2 separate regions of the Homo sapiens genome follow, and region 2 is linked to region 1. Evidence: chromatin contacts called from ENCODE Hi-C or POLR2A ChIA-PET data. All regions are on one chromosome and are shown on one strand. Each heading gives the region's core, a stretch centred on a gene start or an enhancer-like site at or near the end of the contact. The rest is flanking DNA. Distances are from core to core; before and after follow the strand shown.

Region 1 (6,982 bases), core at 1,702-4,201:
TGTCCTTCCCCACAGCCGAGCCCAGGAAGTGCGTCCCCTCCGTGGTCGTGGGCGTCGTGGGCATGGGCCACGTGCCTGGCATCGAGAAGAACTGGAGCACCGACCTCAACATCCAGGAGATCATGACGTGAGTGCCCGCCCCTCCCTGCAAGCCCCACCCCACAAGCCCCCAGGTGGAGGCTGAGCGCCCTGGAGGCCAACCACATGCGGCAGTGACCCAGGCATGGGGGCTGGGGTATGGGGAGCCCACCCCCAGCCAGGCCCAGCGCCCCCTCCCTCCCACAGCGTGCCCCCGCCGTCCGTCTCCGGCAGAGTGTCTCGGTTGGCCGTGAAGGCCGCCTTCTTCGGCCTGCTGGGCTACAGCCTGTACTGGATGGGCCGCCGCACCGCGAGCCTGGTCCTGTCGCTGCCCGCCGCGCAGTACTGCCTGCAGAGGGTGACCGAGGCCCGGCACAAGTAGGAGACTGCTCCCCGCCCGCTCGGGCCCCTGAGGAGCCAGTGCCCCCGCGGCACTTCTGGGTGCCAGGTGCATCCTAGCCCGCCCGAGGCCCCTGCCACCCCCCATGGGGGTCTGGGCCCGGCCTCGCCTGCCCTCCTGGGCCAGTCACCCCTCCCCCAGCCCACCCAAATAAAGGATTATTTAACTGTCTGAGCTCAGGCCTCCCGGCAGCCCCTCCCCTCCCACACTGCAGGGGCCGTTCCCCAGCTTCTGGACAAGACACCCAGCTCCGAGGGGGCAGGGGCTTATAGGAGGGGCCGAGGCGTGCGCTGCCCTCTCAGCCCTGGTGGCAGGCGGGGGACAATGGCCACTGTCCCTACCTCACTGTGCCTTCCTGTGCTCCGGCCACAGGAGCGTCGGCCCAGGGGCGGCTCCTGGGGGCTCCAGGGCAGGCGAGACTGGGAAAGGCCCAGCCCTGGAGCTCCAGCCGACCCCACCGTGCCCCTGGCATCCTGGCCCTGGCCGCCACCTCCCTGGCACCGTCTGCCTGCAGGGATTCTGTGTTTTTGGCTTTTTTAATGTCTTAAAATCTTTTACTCAGGTAATTTTAATTTCAGAGAGAAAAACTGAAGTAAATGTCAAAAAACACCAGCCTTAAATCCAAAGGGAGAGAATTCGTGTTCTTGGGTCTGTCCCGAGTGGGCTCGCGTGCAGCCAAACATCAGCTCTGGGTCCAGGCGTGGCCTCAGCTGGGAGCCTGTGTCCTGAGCCCCCGGAGCGAAGGGGTGCCTGGGGCATCTTGGCCCTCTCTGGGCAGACAATGTGTGCACCTATGTGGAAGGCCAAGGACATGGGCTGTGGCCAGGCCTGTCCCGCTCAGGCCCCCTGCCCGGCGGCCGTCTGTGTGCGGGGCCTCCCTCCTGGCTGTCCAGGACACAGCCCGTGCAGCCCCAGCCTGGACCCAGGCCATCTCTGGTTGTGTCTGTGCCGACTCGGTGTTGAATCAAATCAGGTGTGCGTCAGGAGCCGGCTGTGTCCTTCCTGCCACACTCGGGGATTCATTCCTTAGAAACTGAAATAAATTCTAATTTTGGAAACTCCTGTTTTGTGACGTGTGAACATGGGGTTCAGGTAATGAAGGATCCCTGCCTCTTCCCCCGTGCTCCAGTGCAGCGGGTACTCGTGGCCCTGCCGGGGCCCTGGGGGAAGGAACCTGCCTGGTTTCCAGCAGAAGAGACAGAGTCGGGTCCCTCCATGCTGACCTGTGGGACCCTTCTCACCCACCAGGTGGGACGCAGGTGGCCTGCTGACACTCAAGACCCTCCATACCCAGTCCCACCAGATTCCAGAGTGTGGACCAGACTGAGCCAGACTGGGGCCCCAGGGGGTCGAGGAGACAGATCAGGAGGGCCCAGGGCCTGGGGAATGGGGAGGGGTAACACCTGCCAAGGAGGATGCTGGGAACGGGCGCCCAGAGCGGCCGGGGGGAGGGGGCTGCTGAAGAGGGAACGGTTGCTGTGGGCTGCAGAGGAGGGTTGGGCACGGGGACCTCACCACATTATCCCTCATCCAGTTACCTGCCCAACGCACGCGGAGGGTCCTGAGGGCTTCACCCGCAGCCCCAAAGGGGCAGAGCTGGGGTCACGCAGAGTCTCGGAAGCCCACGCTGTGGCCCCAGGAGAAGCTTCTGGATGTAGCTCCTGTATGTGAAGGGTGGGCTCGCGCCGCTGCCGGAATAAAGGGAAACCACAGGCAGGAGGGAGGCGCGTCCAGGATCCGCGGCCACCGGCCTCTCAGACAGTCCTCTGGGGCCGGGGCCGGAGGAGATGGAAAGCGGGGGCACCACAGACTCATCTGAACCCCCGCGTTCATTCGGACACACAGACCCCAAATTCCTCCCCCAGGGGTCGGGTCCCTCAAGCCAGCCGAAGACCCCGGTGCCCGCCCAGCCCTCCGGGAGGGTCTGCGCCTGCGGCCTCGCGGGGCCTCTCCGAGCCCGGGCGCTGTTCCATGGGCGGGGCACAGATCCAAGGCCCCTTCCCTCCTAGACGGCAGGCGAGGGGCCCGAGAGGCCGGAGGCCAGGGGACAAGGTCCCCGAGAGGCGGCGCGAGGCTCCGGCGGCCCAGAACCGCGGCGGGGTCCGGGTGGGGTCCCGGCCGCCCGTGGGGCGCGGGGCTAAGCCCCGGCCCGACCCGAACGGACGCGGGCCTCGGTCCCCGCTGCCGGCGCCGGTGCAGCCGAGGAAATCCGGGGCTGCCCGAGCGGGGTCGTCGCTGGCGGTCTCGGAGGCGTTCCCATCTGTCACCCCGTTCGCATCAGCGCGCGCCCCGTGACGCCGACAGCCACCCCGGACGCCTCCGACCCTCCGGCCGGGAGATGCGGATAGACGGACGAGGCAGCCAATTAGAGCCCGGCCAGACACCGCGACCCCTCCCCCCACCCGCCCCACTCTCGCCCACTGGCGATTGGGTTGCGGGACGCGCGGGGCGGGGCTTCCGGGCGGGGCAGGCTGGCTTCCGGCGGGAGCGGGGCCGCGGATGGCCGTATACAGGGCAGCGCTCGGGGCTTCGCTCGCGGCTGCCCGACTCTTGCCCCTCGGTCGCTGTTCCCCGTCGCCGGCGCCCCGCTCTACGTTGTCGGGCGCCGCCATGGAGCCCGCGCCTCGCTGGCTGGCGGGGCTGCGCTTCGACAACCGCGCCCTGCGCGCCCTGCCCGTGGAGGCGCCGCCGCCCGGTCCCGAGGGCGCCCCGTCCGCGCCGCGGCCCGTGCCCGGGGCCTGCTTCACCCGCGTGCAGCCCACCCCGCTGCGGCAGCCGCGCCTCGTGGCGCTGTCAGAGCCCGCGCTGGCGTTGCTGGGCCTGGGCGCGCCGCCCGCGCGCGAGGCCGAGGCCGAGGCCGCGCTGTTCTTCAGCGGCAACGCGCTCCTGCCGGGCGCCGAGCCCGCCGCGCACTGCTACTGCGGCCACCAATTCGGCCAGTTCGCCGGGCAGCTGGGCGACGGCGCCGCCATGTACCTGGGCGAGGTGTGCACGGCGACCGGCGAGCGCTGGGAGCTGCAGCTCAAGGGCGCCGGGCCCACGCCCTTCTCCAGGTGGGCCGGGGCGGGCGAGGGGCGCGGGTGGGTCCTCCCCGCCGGGGCGCCCCTTCCCTCCGCCCGGCGCGGTGTTGGGGGCGTCCGGCGGCTACTGCCAAGTGGGGCCTCCCCTGCACCCGCGGGAGCGCGGTGCTGGCAGCCGCCCGCGCCCTGTGCTTATCAACCCGCCGAGGACCTTGGAGTCAGCTCCACCAGGGACGCCGCTCATGTTTACCGACGTTCGCTGGGGCTCCAAACCCAGGGGCGGGAGCCGGGATGAGAGGTTAGGCTAACCCTAACCCTAACCCCGCAGGTCCCCAGCCTTCCTCCGATCGCTCGTGGGGCGGGCCGCTTCGTCCAGCAGCCTCGCTCTGCGACTGACTTCACGGAGGCCTGGCCCTGACTTCCCTGCGGGCAGCCCTTTTTAACCCCGAAGTGAGGTGGGCATCGTTTAGATTTCTGTGGGGGGGCACACAGGTGGTCTAATAAGGCAGGATCTGGGTCCAGATGCCGCCAGGCCCACCGGGGAGCCGTGCACGCGCCACCTGCCTCCTGTGTATAGACAGCGCTTGGGTCTGTTCTGCTCTTTTCTACTAAACAATGTACTTACTCCATATTCTTTACTGCTTTTGTGAATGACTAGGAAAGTGTACATTTTATGTTCAGAGAAATGCTAAACCCGCATCTCATCCGGCCCCTCCCTGTGCTCTCATCACCTCCCCCTCCAGCACCTGAAATGCCCCTCGGTCCCTCAGCATCCCTTCCCCGGGGCTCCATCTCCCAAGCAAGCTCCTCAGACTGAGGGTCTTCCTCACTCCCCCGTCTCCAAATCCGTTCTGTTCTGTGTCTGAGGGCAACCTGGCTCTGGCTCTCCCTCCCCACCCCCAGCGACCTGCTTAGAGTTGACAGCACCGGCCGCCCACTGGAGCGTTTCTGACCCTTGGAACGTGGTGGAAATGCTGCTCAGCCTGGGGCCTGCTTGTCCTGTGAGCATTTTTTTTTTTTAATTTTTGTTTTTCTTTTTGGCGATCATCTTAAACTTTATGTTTTCATTTTTGGTGATATTTTAAAGTTAAAAAGACAATTTTTTTTATGAGAGTAATCTGTCGCTGGAAGACACTTTTTATGTTTGAAGACTTGAGTATTAACTCACTGCTTTCAGACCTGAGAGCTGCTAGAATATATTTTCTCCTAAAAATTAAGGAGTCCTTTGACCTTTACTCAGGCCCTGCCTGACATCCCCACACGTGTCCTGGGGTCCCTGGCCTCACCAGTTCTCCAAGATTGAGGCTAACGTCTGAAGTGGCTGTGAGAAGGAAGAGACTTGAACAGTGAAAACTGAAAAACATGAAGAAAATAAAGAAAACATAAATAAATGGAAACATCCCTTGTTCGTGGGTTGGATAACTTAATATTAGAAAGACAACGGTACTCTTTGAAGAGATTCAGTATAGTCCTTATCAAAATACCAATGACAGTTTTTGCAAAAATAGAAAAACCCATTCTAAAATTCACATGGGGTCAGGTGCAGTGGCTCACTCCTGTAATCCCAGCACTTTGGGAGGCCAAGGCAGGAGGATTGCTTAAGGCCAGGAGTTGGAGACCAGCCTGGGAAACAGCAAGACCCTGTCTCTTCAAAAAAATATTTTTTTTTATTAGCTGGGCATGGTGGCGTGTGCTTCTAATTGCAGCTACTCAGGAGACTGAGGTGGAAGAATCACTTGAGCCCAGGATTCAAGGCTGCAGTGAGTTGTGATTATCCCATTGCACTCCAGCCTGGATGACAGAGTGAGACCCTGTCTCAAAAAGTAATACAATTCATATGGAATCTCAAGGGACCCTGAATGGACAAAACAATCTTGAAGAAAGTTGGAGGACTCATGCTTCCTGATTTCAAAACTTACTACAAAGCCGCAGTCAGCAAAACAGTATGGCATTGGCATAAGGATAGACATAGACCAGTGGGATGGAATAAAGAGCCTAGAAATAAACCTTCACATATATGGTCAGCAAATTTTCAACAAGTGTGCTGAGACCATTCAATGGAGAAAGACTTTTCAACAAATGGTGCTGGGAAAACTGGATCCTCATGCAAAAGAATGAAGCTGGGTCCTTAACTACACCATGAACGAAGTTAAGAGTGGACCAAAGACCTAAACATAAGAGCTAAAACTCCTAGAGAAAATAGGGAAAATGCCTCATGACATTGGATTTGGCAGCGTTCTTGGCTGTGACACAAAAGGCACAGGCAACTAAAGAAACAGGCAAACAAGACTTCATGAACACTTTAAAAATTAGGCATAAAAATACAGTATTAACAGTAAAAATGCAGCCCACAGAATGGGAGGAAACATTTGCAATTCATATATCTGATAAGTAATTAAGATCCAGAATATACAGAGAACTCTCAAAACTCAGCAACAGGAAAAAAAAATTCAAAAATGGACAAGTATTTGAATAGACATTTCTTCAAAGATGTGGCCAATAAGCACGTGAAGAGTTTATAACATGAGAAGACGCTCAACGTCATCAATCATTAGGGAAATGCAAACCAAAACTACAGTGGGACAGCACCTCATACCCATTGGGATGGCAGTTATTTAAAAAAAGGTTGACCTGGGCGTGGTGGTGGGTGCCTGTAATCCCAGCTACTCAGGAGGCTGAGGCAGAATTGCTTGAACCCGGGAGGTGGAGCTTGCAGTGAGCCAAGATCACACCACTGCACTTCAGCCTGGGCGACAGGGCAAGACTGTCTCGGAAAAATAAAAGGTTGGTCGGGCACAGTGGCTCACGCCTGTAATCCCAGCACTTTGGGAGGCTGAGGTGGGCGGATCATTTGAGGTCAGGAGTTTGAGACCAGCCTGGCCAACATGGTGAAACCCCAGCTCTACAAAAAATACAAAAATTAGCCGGGCATGGTGGAGCGTGCCTGTGATCCCAGCTACCTGGGAGGCTGAGGCAGGAGAATCACTTGAACCCAGGAGGCGGAGGTTGCAGTGAGCCGAGATCACGCCACTGTCCCTGGGTGACAGAGTGAGACCCTGTCTCAAAAAAAAAAAAAAATCGTAAGTTAAAAAGTGTTGCGGCTGTGGAGAAATTGGAACCCTTCTGCACTGTTGGTGGGAATGTAAAATGATAGAGTTGCTGTGGAAAACAGTGTGGAAGTTCCTCAAATAATTAAATCACCACATGATTCAGCAGTTCTGCTTCTGGGTATATCCCCAAGAGCAGGATCTCAAGATTTGTATACCGATATTCATGGCCAAAAGGCAGAACAAGTGTCTATCAGCAGGTGAATGGATTAAATGTGATGTGTACATACAGTGGAATATTATTCATCCTTAAGAAAGAAGATGCTGATATGCTACAACACGGATGAACCTGGAGGACGTGGTGCAGTGAAATAAGCTGGTCACAGAGAGACAAATCCTGGGTGATCCCACTTACATGAGGTACCTAGAGAGCCACA
Region 2 (6,982 bases), core at 2,840-5,339, 130 kb after region 1:
TCACTGCCAACTCCGCCTCCTGGGTTCACACCATTCTCCTGACTCAGCCTCCCAAGTAGCTGGGACTACAGGTGCCCACCGCCATGCCCGGCTAATGCTTTTTTTTTTTTTTTTTTTTTTTTTTTTAGTAGAGACGGGGTTTCACTGTGTTAGCCAGAATGGTCTTGATCTCCTGACCTCGTGATCAGCCCGCCTCAGCCTCCTAAAGTGCTGGGATTACAGGTGTGAGCCACCACGCCCGGCTTGTTTTTTGTTTTTTAACAGACAGGGTCAACCTCCAACTCCTGGACTCAAGCAGTTCTCCCACCTCAGCCTCCCAAGTAGCTGAGACTACAGGTTTGTGCCACCATGCCTGGCTCTTTTTTTTTTTTTTTTTCCTTTTTGAGAGCTGCACTCCAGCTCTGTCACCCAGGCTGGAGTGCAGTGGCACGATCTCAGCTCACTGCAACCTCCACCTCCCGGGTTCAAGCAATTCTCCTAACTCAGCCTCCAGAGTAGCTGGGATTACAGGCATACAATGCCCAGCTAATTTTTTGTATTTTTAGTAGAGACAGGGTTTCACCATGTTGCCCAGGCTGGTCTCAAACTTCTGAGCTCATGCAATCCGCCTGCCTCAGCCTCCCAAAGTGCTAAGATTATAGGCATGAAACACTGTGCCCGGCCTCATTTTGTATTTTTTGTAGAGATGTGGGTTTTGCTATATTGACCAAGCTGGTCTAGAACTCCTGGGCTCAAGTGCTCCTCCCACTGTGGGCTTCCAAAGTGCTAGGATTACAGGCATCAGCCAGCACGCCTAGCCTTTTTTTTTTTTTTTTTTTTTTAATTTTGTTTTGAGACAGGTTCTTGCTGTAACCTAGGCTGGAGTGCAGTGGTGATCATGGCTCACTACAGCCTCGAATTCCTGGGCTCAAGCAATCCTCCAGCCTCAGCCTCCTGAGTAGCTATAACTACAGGTGCATGCCACCACACCTGGCTAATTTATTTTTAATTTTGGTAGAGACAGGGTCTCACTATGTTTCCTAGGCTAGTCTGGAACACCTGGCCTCAAGTGATCCTCCTGCCTCGGCCTCCTAAAGGGCTGGATTATAGGCAGGACCACTGCGCCCAGCCCAAGAGGTGAGTTTTCAAGAGCTGAGAAGGCGGAGCCAGGCCCTTTCCTAAGCTGACCTGTACACTCCAGTCACCCCACAGTCCTGCCCAGCCCCTCACAAGCCAGATCCCTTGTCACCCCACAGCCCTGCTGGCCCCTCTCAAGCTGGACCCCTCATCTCTCAAGCAGGCTGCACTGCACTCATTTCCATGATGCTCCCATGCGTACAGTTGCGGGGGTATCCTGTGAGGGCTAAGGGGGAGTCCTGTGAGCACTATGGACTCTGAACCACTTACTCTCCATATCACTGGCACATAGTGTGAACTCCTAAAGGGCAAGAGCCTTGTCTACTCACTTACATGCTGGGCACCAGTATTGTGGGGCTGGGCTGGTGATAGCTGCTCAATGTGATCTACGGTTTTGTTTTTTGAGACAGAGTTTCACTCTTGTTGCCCAGGCTGGAGTGCCATGGCGCGATCTCGGCTCACCACAACCTCCGCCTCCTGGGTTCAAGCGATTTGCCTGCCTCAGCTTCCTGAGTAGCTGGGATTACAGGCGTGCGCCACCACGCCCGGCTAATTTTGTATTTTTAGTAGAGACAGGGTTTCTCTGTGTTGGTCAGGCTGGTCTCAAACTCCTGAACTCAGGTGATCTGTCCGCCTCGGCCTCCCAAAGTGCTAGGATTACAGGCGTGAGCCACCATGCCCAGCCTTCAAAGTGATTTACTGAATGAGTAACTGAATCACCAGCTCCTTGCCTTTTGCTTATGTTGGCATTTTGGGAGAGGGGTTACCTGAAACAGGACCCCCTCCCCTGTCTCTTCTCAGCATCCAAGACTTATTTACCTAAGCCCATTCCTTCCTCTGAGCTGCATGCATCCCAACTAGAGTCTTCCTTCCATATCGCAGAACCAAGCACAGTCCTGGGGCTTTGCAGTGCTTAGCTGGGCTGAGCTGTGACTGAGTTGCACAGTGGGTGCTCCCTAAGTCTGTAAGTGACTAAAACGACCTCGATCTTCCCTGTGACTTCCAGGTGAGGGAGGAAAGGCAAGAGTCATGTGCTCAGGCCCCGGTGGATCCACTGCCAGGTTTCTGCACAGACTCAGTGATCTGCAGGTGCCCAGATCATTGCTATGGAGGGTTTCGCTCATGGACCTGGGTCCCCAACACTCTGCCAGCTGACCATGCCCCTAGTCCGAGCTGAGCATCCCCAGCAAAAGCTCAGGAGTCCAAGCACACACAGCCTTCAACAGCTCAGAAATAACTTTCCGAATGGGTTTTAGAAAATAACACGAGAATGTCTTAAGGAACAGAGGAACCTCCTTTTTTTTTTTTTTTTTTTTTGAGATGGAGTCTCACTTTGTCGCCCAAGCTGGAGCGCAATGGTGCAATCTCTGCTCACTGCAACCTCCCCCTCCCGGGTTCAAGCCATTCTCCTCCTCAGTCTCCCGAGTAGCTAGGACTACAGGAGTGTGCCACCTCGCCCGGCTAATTTCTGTATTTTTAGTGGAGATGTGGTTTCACCATGTTGGCCAGGATGGTCTCAAACTGCTGACCTTGTGATCTGCCTGCCTCGGCCTCTCAAAGTGCTGGGATTACAGGCATGAGTCACCGCGTCCGGCCAGGAACCTCTTAACTTCTTTTGTGATTTTGTGGGGAACAATCTGGGCAACAGTATTGAACTAAGAAAGGTTTTCAACCCTGGGCAGGTCACCACACTTCTTGGTACTCAGCCCCCACCCAGTGATGCTGTTTGAGGCTGTGCACCTGCTGGGGACCGTGTGTGGTGGGAGGGGCTCCAGAGAGTGCTAGAGTTAATGCTTTTCTGTTTAGAAGACTATATGCTTCTCATGGCCTCTTGGAGTTCAGCAGGGCCTTAGAAAGCATCTCCCAACCACAGAGACGCGCTGCCTGGCTTTCCTGATGATGATGATTTGGCCTGATCTTGGACACCTGCGGTAATAGAGAGCTCACTACCCCTCACGAGGTTCCTTGCGCCAGCGCGGGGAAGCCTCCCTCCATCTGCAGGTGGGCCTCCCCTGTGCTGGTCAGCTCCCTGGTGTGTGTTACACAGGACACAGAGAAGATCATCCTGCGGGGCCTCCCTGGAGGAAAGGAGGCTGCCTGTGTGGGTAGGTGAGTGGAGGCCTGCAGGCAGCAGAAAGACCACATCGAAAGCCCATGGGCACAGCCGATGAACAGACCCCCACGAGCAAGAACACCACAAGACGCAGGTGGAGGGACGGGGCCCATGGGGTCTGGATCTGATGCTAGGTGAACAAGGAGGCGCTGCAGGGTTTTAAGCAGGAGAGCCACAAAGGTTGAACTCTGGGGTGCAGCTGGGGTGGGGATGACATCAGTGATGGCAGCAAAGGAACGGATCCGAGACCTTTGTTGCAGAAGGAGCCGTCAGCCTCGCCTATGCCCAGAGATGGGATGCGGAGCGGAGGGTAAGCCCGGGACTCTGGCGGGAGCCACTGAGGGGATGAAGGTGTCACTGCTCCGGTGGGGAATGGAGGGGGGAGATGTGAGACATTTACTGGGAAAAATCGAAAGAGTACCACTTAGGTTATGCAAAATGCTCCATCCCAATGTGAAGACAAGATCCGACTCCGAGCAGCTCGCCTTCCCTCCTCGGCCTGGGGAGCGCTTCTGGAGCCCGGAGAAGAGGCCCCTCCAGGAGGCGGCGGCCGAAGGCCAGGGAGAGTGCGGGGCGGCCGAGGGCCCCAAGCGAGGCGGGACTGGCCCCGAGAGGCGCAGCCCTGCCCACCCGCCCGCGCCCGCGCTCGCGCCCGCTCACCTCCAGCGCCTGGCCCAGCTCCAGGTCGAAGGTGACCACGCACACACACTCCAGCCAGGCGGAGAAGCGCGCCCAGGGCGCCGCCGGGGTCCGCGCCGCGCGACCTGAAGACGTGGGTCCAGCCGCGCCCAGGCAGCCGCGAGCCCGGCGAGGCCCTGTGCCCAACAGCGCGTCCATGGCGGCGGCCGCGGGTTGCCGGGGAAACGCGGGCGGGGGCGGCGCGCGTCCGGGCCGCTCCTCAGAACAGTCGAGCGGCCGCCGCGGCCCAGTGCGGCTCCCGCGCGGCCGCGCGCCCCCTAGCGCCCGAGAAGCGCCAGCGGCCGGGCGCCGCCCAGGGCACCAGCGAGCCGGACGCGCGCGGGCCAGAGCGGCCGGAGCCCACTGGGGGACTTCCGGGGAAGCGGCCGAACTGGGGCCTTCCAGGGTCCACGCCGTCTGAGGCCCGAGAGAGTCGGTTCGGCCCCGGTGTTCGCGGATCCCGGCTCGCGGGAGCCTCGGGGCCAGGCCAGGGAGGCAGAGCAAGCTGCAGCCAGCCGGCGCCGGGCTCGTCGGGCTTCGCAGGTCCGGCCAGCCTACCTCGCCCCACCGCGCAGGGGCCAGCGGCGTCGCGGGCGTTTTCGTGGCGGAATGGCGTCCTCACTGAGCGCCCAGCCACCACCGCGGACTCGCGCTCGCTTCCTCTGGGGCCCGCGCGGCCTGGGGTCGTGTCTGACCGCGGGTGTCCACGCAACACCTCTGCAGTTTCACTTTCCGGGGGAATCGCGGGGACCTGGAGCGAACTCTTCCCTCCCTCGCGAGGGCCCCGGGCCCCGCTGTGGTCCACAGAGCACCTTGAGGCCCGGCGTGGAAGGGCGAGTTTGGGGCTGTCGGTAACTTAATGAGGCACGCCTTTGAGTCGTGGGCCTCATGACGTTTCCGTGGAAGGCGGGCCGCATATACTGTGGTGGTCCCTTCAGATTACCACGTGTTGGCCAGACGCGGTGGCTCACGCCTGTAATCTCACCGCTTTGGGAGGCCGAGGTGGGGTGGCGGATCACGAATCCAGGAAATCGAGACCAACCTGGTGAAACCCTGTCTCTACTGAAAATACAAAAATTAGCCGGGCGTGGTGGCTGGCGAGCGCCGTAACCCCAGCTATTGGGGAGGCTGAGGCAGGAGAATCGTTTGAACCCCGGAGGCGAAGCTTGCAGTGAGCTGAGATGTCGCCATTGCACTCCAGCCTGGGCGACAGAGTGAGACTCCATCTCAAAAATAAAAAAATAAAAGATTACCACGTGTTGTTCGGATCATCTGGCCTAGGTGTGGGGTAGGCTGTCCCATCTAGGTTTGTCACATAACAAAATCGCCTAATGACACATTTCTCAGGACATAGCTTCACCGTTGAGTAGCACATGGCCGTATTGTTTTTTGTTTGTTTGTTTCTGTTGTTTTTTTTGAGACAGAATGTTGCTCTTGTTGCCCAGGCAGGAGTGCAATGGCATGGTCTTGGCTCACTGCAACCTCTGCCTACTGGGTTCGAGCGATTCTCCTGCCTCAGCCTCCCGAGTAGCTGGAATTACAGGCGTGCACCACCACGCCAGGCTAATTTCTGTATTTTTGGTAGAAACGGTTTCACCATTTTGGCCAGGCTGGTCTCGAACTCCTGAGCTCAGGTGATCTGCCCGCCTCGGCCTCCCAAAGTGTTGAGATTACAGGCGTGAGCCACTATGCCAGGCCCGACTGTATAGCTTTTATTTTTATTTTTAGAGGAAAGGTCTCACTCTCTCCCAGGATGGAGTGCAGTGGCCCATTGCAGCTCACTGCAGCCTCGATCTCCTGGCTCAAGCTATCCTGCCACTCAGTCTCCTAGGTAGCTGAGGCTACAGGCACACGCCGCCATACCCCATTATTTTTTTATTTTTATTTTTTGTTCGTTTTTGTGGAGATGGGGTCTCGTGCTGCCTGGGCTCATTTTCATTTCTCTTGGGCGTGCATAGAAACCAAATTGCTGAGGCATAACCTGGGTATATGTTTAGCTTTCCCCAAAGCAGCCATACATTTAAAAACATTCCTACCAGGCCAGGCGAGGTGGCTCATGCCTGTAATCCCAGCACTTTGGGAGGCTGAGGCTAGTGGATCACCTGAGGTCAGGAGTTTGAGACCAACCTGGCCGACATGGTGAAAACCTGTCTCTACTAAAAAATACAAAAATTAGCCAGGCATGGTGGCGGTCACCTGTGATCCTAGCTACTCAGGAGGCTAAGGCATGAGATCGCTTGAACCTGGGAGGTGGAGGTTGCAGTGAGCCGAGATCAAGCCACTGCACTCCAGCCTGTGTGACAGAGCGAGACTTTGTCTCAAAAAAAGATAAAAAAAGAAAATGGAAACATTCCTACCAACAGTTTATGTTTCCTTTGCTCCACATCCTTCCCAACATTTGGTGTTGCCAAGCGTCTTCATTGTAGCCAGCCAATGAGTGGGTAGTGGTATCTTGTGATTTTTAAAATTTTGTTTATTTTATAGAGAAGAGATCTCATCCTATCACCCAGGCTGAAGTTCAGTGATGTCATCATAGCTCACTGCAGCCTGGAACTCCTGGGCTCAAGGGATCCTCCTTCATTGGCCTCCCAAGTAGCTGTAACTACAGGCATGTGCCACCGTGCCTGGGTATTCTTGTGGTTTTGATTTGCATTTCCCTGATTACTAATGGTCTTGAGCATTTTTTTCCCCTGTGGTTATTGCATGCCATCATTGTAAGATGTACTCTGATTTTGAGGTAGGAGGCAGAACTTTATTCCAGACCAGATTAAAGACTGGCTGAAGGCCGGGCGCGGTGGCTCACGCCTGTAATCCTAACACTTTGGGAGGCCGAAAAGGCGAGCAGATCAGCAGATCGAGACCATCCTGGCTAACACGGTGAAACCTCATCTCTACTAAAAGTACAGAAAATTAGCCGGGTGTGGTGGCTGGTGCCTGTAGTCTCAGCTACTCGGGAGGCTGAGGCAGGAGAATCACTTGAACCCAGGAGGCGGAGGTTGCAATGAGCTGAGATCGCACCACTGCACTCCAGCCTGGGCGACAGAGGGAGACTCTGTCTCAAAAAAAAAAAAAAAA

What was found. A loop is a pair of places that touch in the nucleus more often than their neighbours do. ChIA-PET counts read pairs that join two places held with the same protein, here RNA polymerase II (POLR2A). Pooled maps may share reads with other maps.
Region 2: a loop to region 1 is called in a pooled map of gastrocnemius medialis, with 8 times the contacts of the local background. The contact joins the promoter of DENND6B here to the promoter of SELENOO in region 1. A Hi-C loop is called at or near these places in 1 of 168 maps with a recorded cell type or tissue (OCI-LY7), 7 of 37 single-sample maps with no recorded cell type and 12 of 50 pooled maps. POLR2A ChIA-PET finds 5 or more read pairs at or near these places in 3 of 52 experiments (B cell, SK-N-SH and activated B cell).

Annotation. Positions count from the first base shown.
Region 1 is chr22:50,198,060-50,205,041 of GRCh38, forward strand. It overlaps SELENOO (selenoprotein O), which reads left to right and starts at 2,952. Exons shown (of 9, transcript NM_031454.2): 1 at 2,952-3,531. The coding sequence starts at 2,978. It overlaps TRABD-AS1 (TRABD antisense RNA 1), which reads right to left and starts at 2,724. Exons shown (of 2, transcript NR_186698.1): 1 at 2,017-2,724; 2 at 1,029-1,269. It overlaps TRABD (TraB domain containing), which reads left to right. Exons shown (of 10, transcript NM_001320485.2): 9 at 16-127; 10 at 286-1,536. The coding sequence ends at 460. RefSeq lists silencers at 2,272-3,211, 3,342-3,421 and an enhancer at 3,782-4,021.
Region 2 is chr22:50,322,923-50,329,904 of GRCh38, forward strand. It overlaps DENND6B (DENN domain containing 6B), which reads right to left and starts at 4,090. Exons shown (of 20, transcript NM_001001794.4): 1 at 3,890-4,090. The coding sequence starts at 4,066. RefSeq lists a silencer at 3,839-4,478.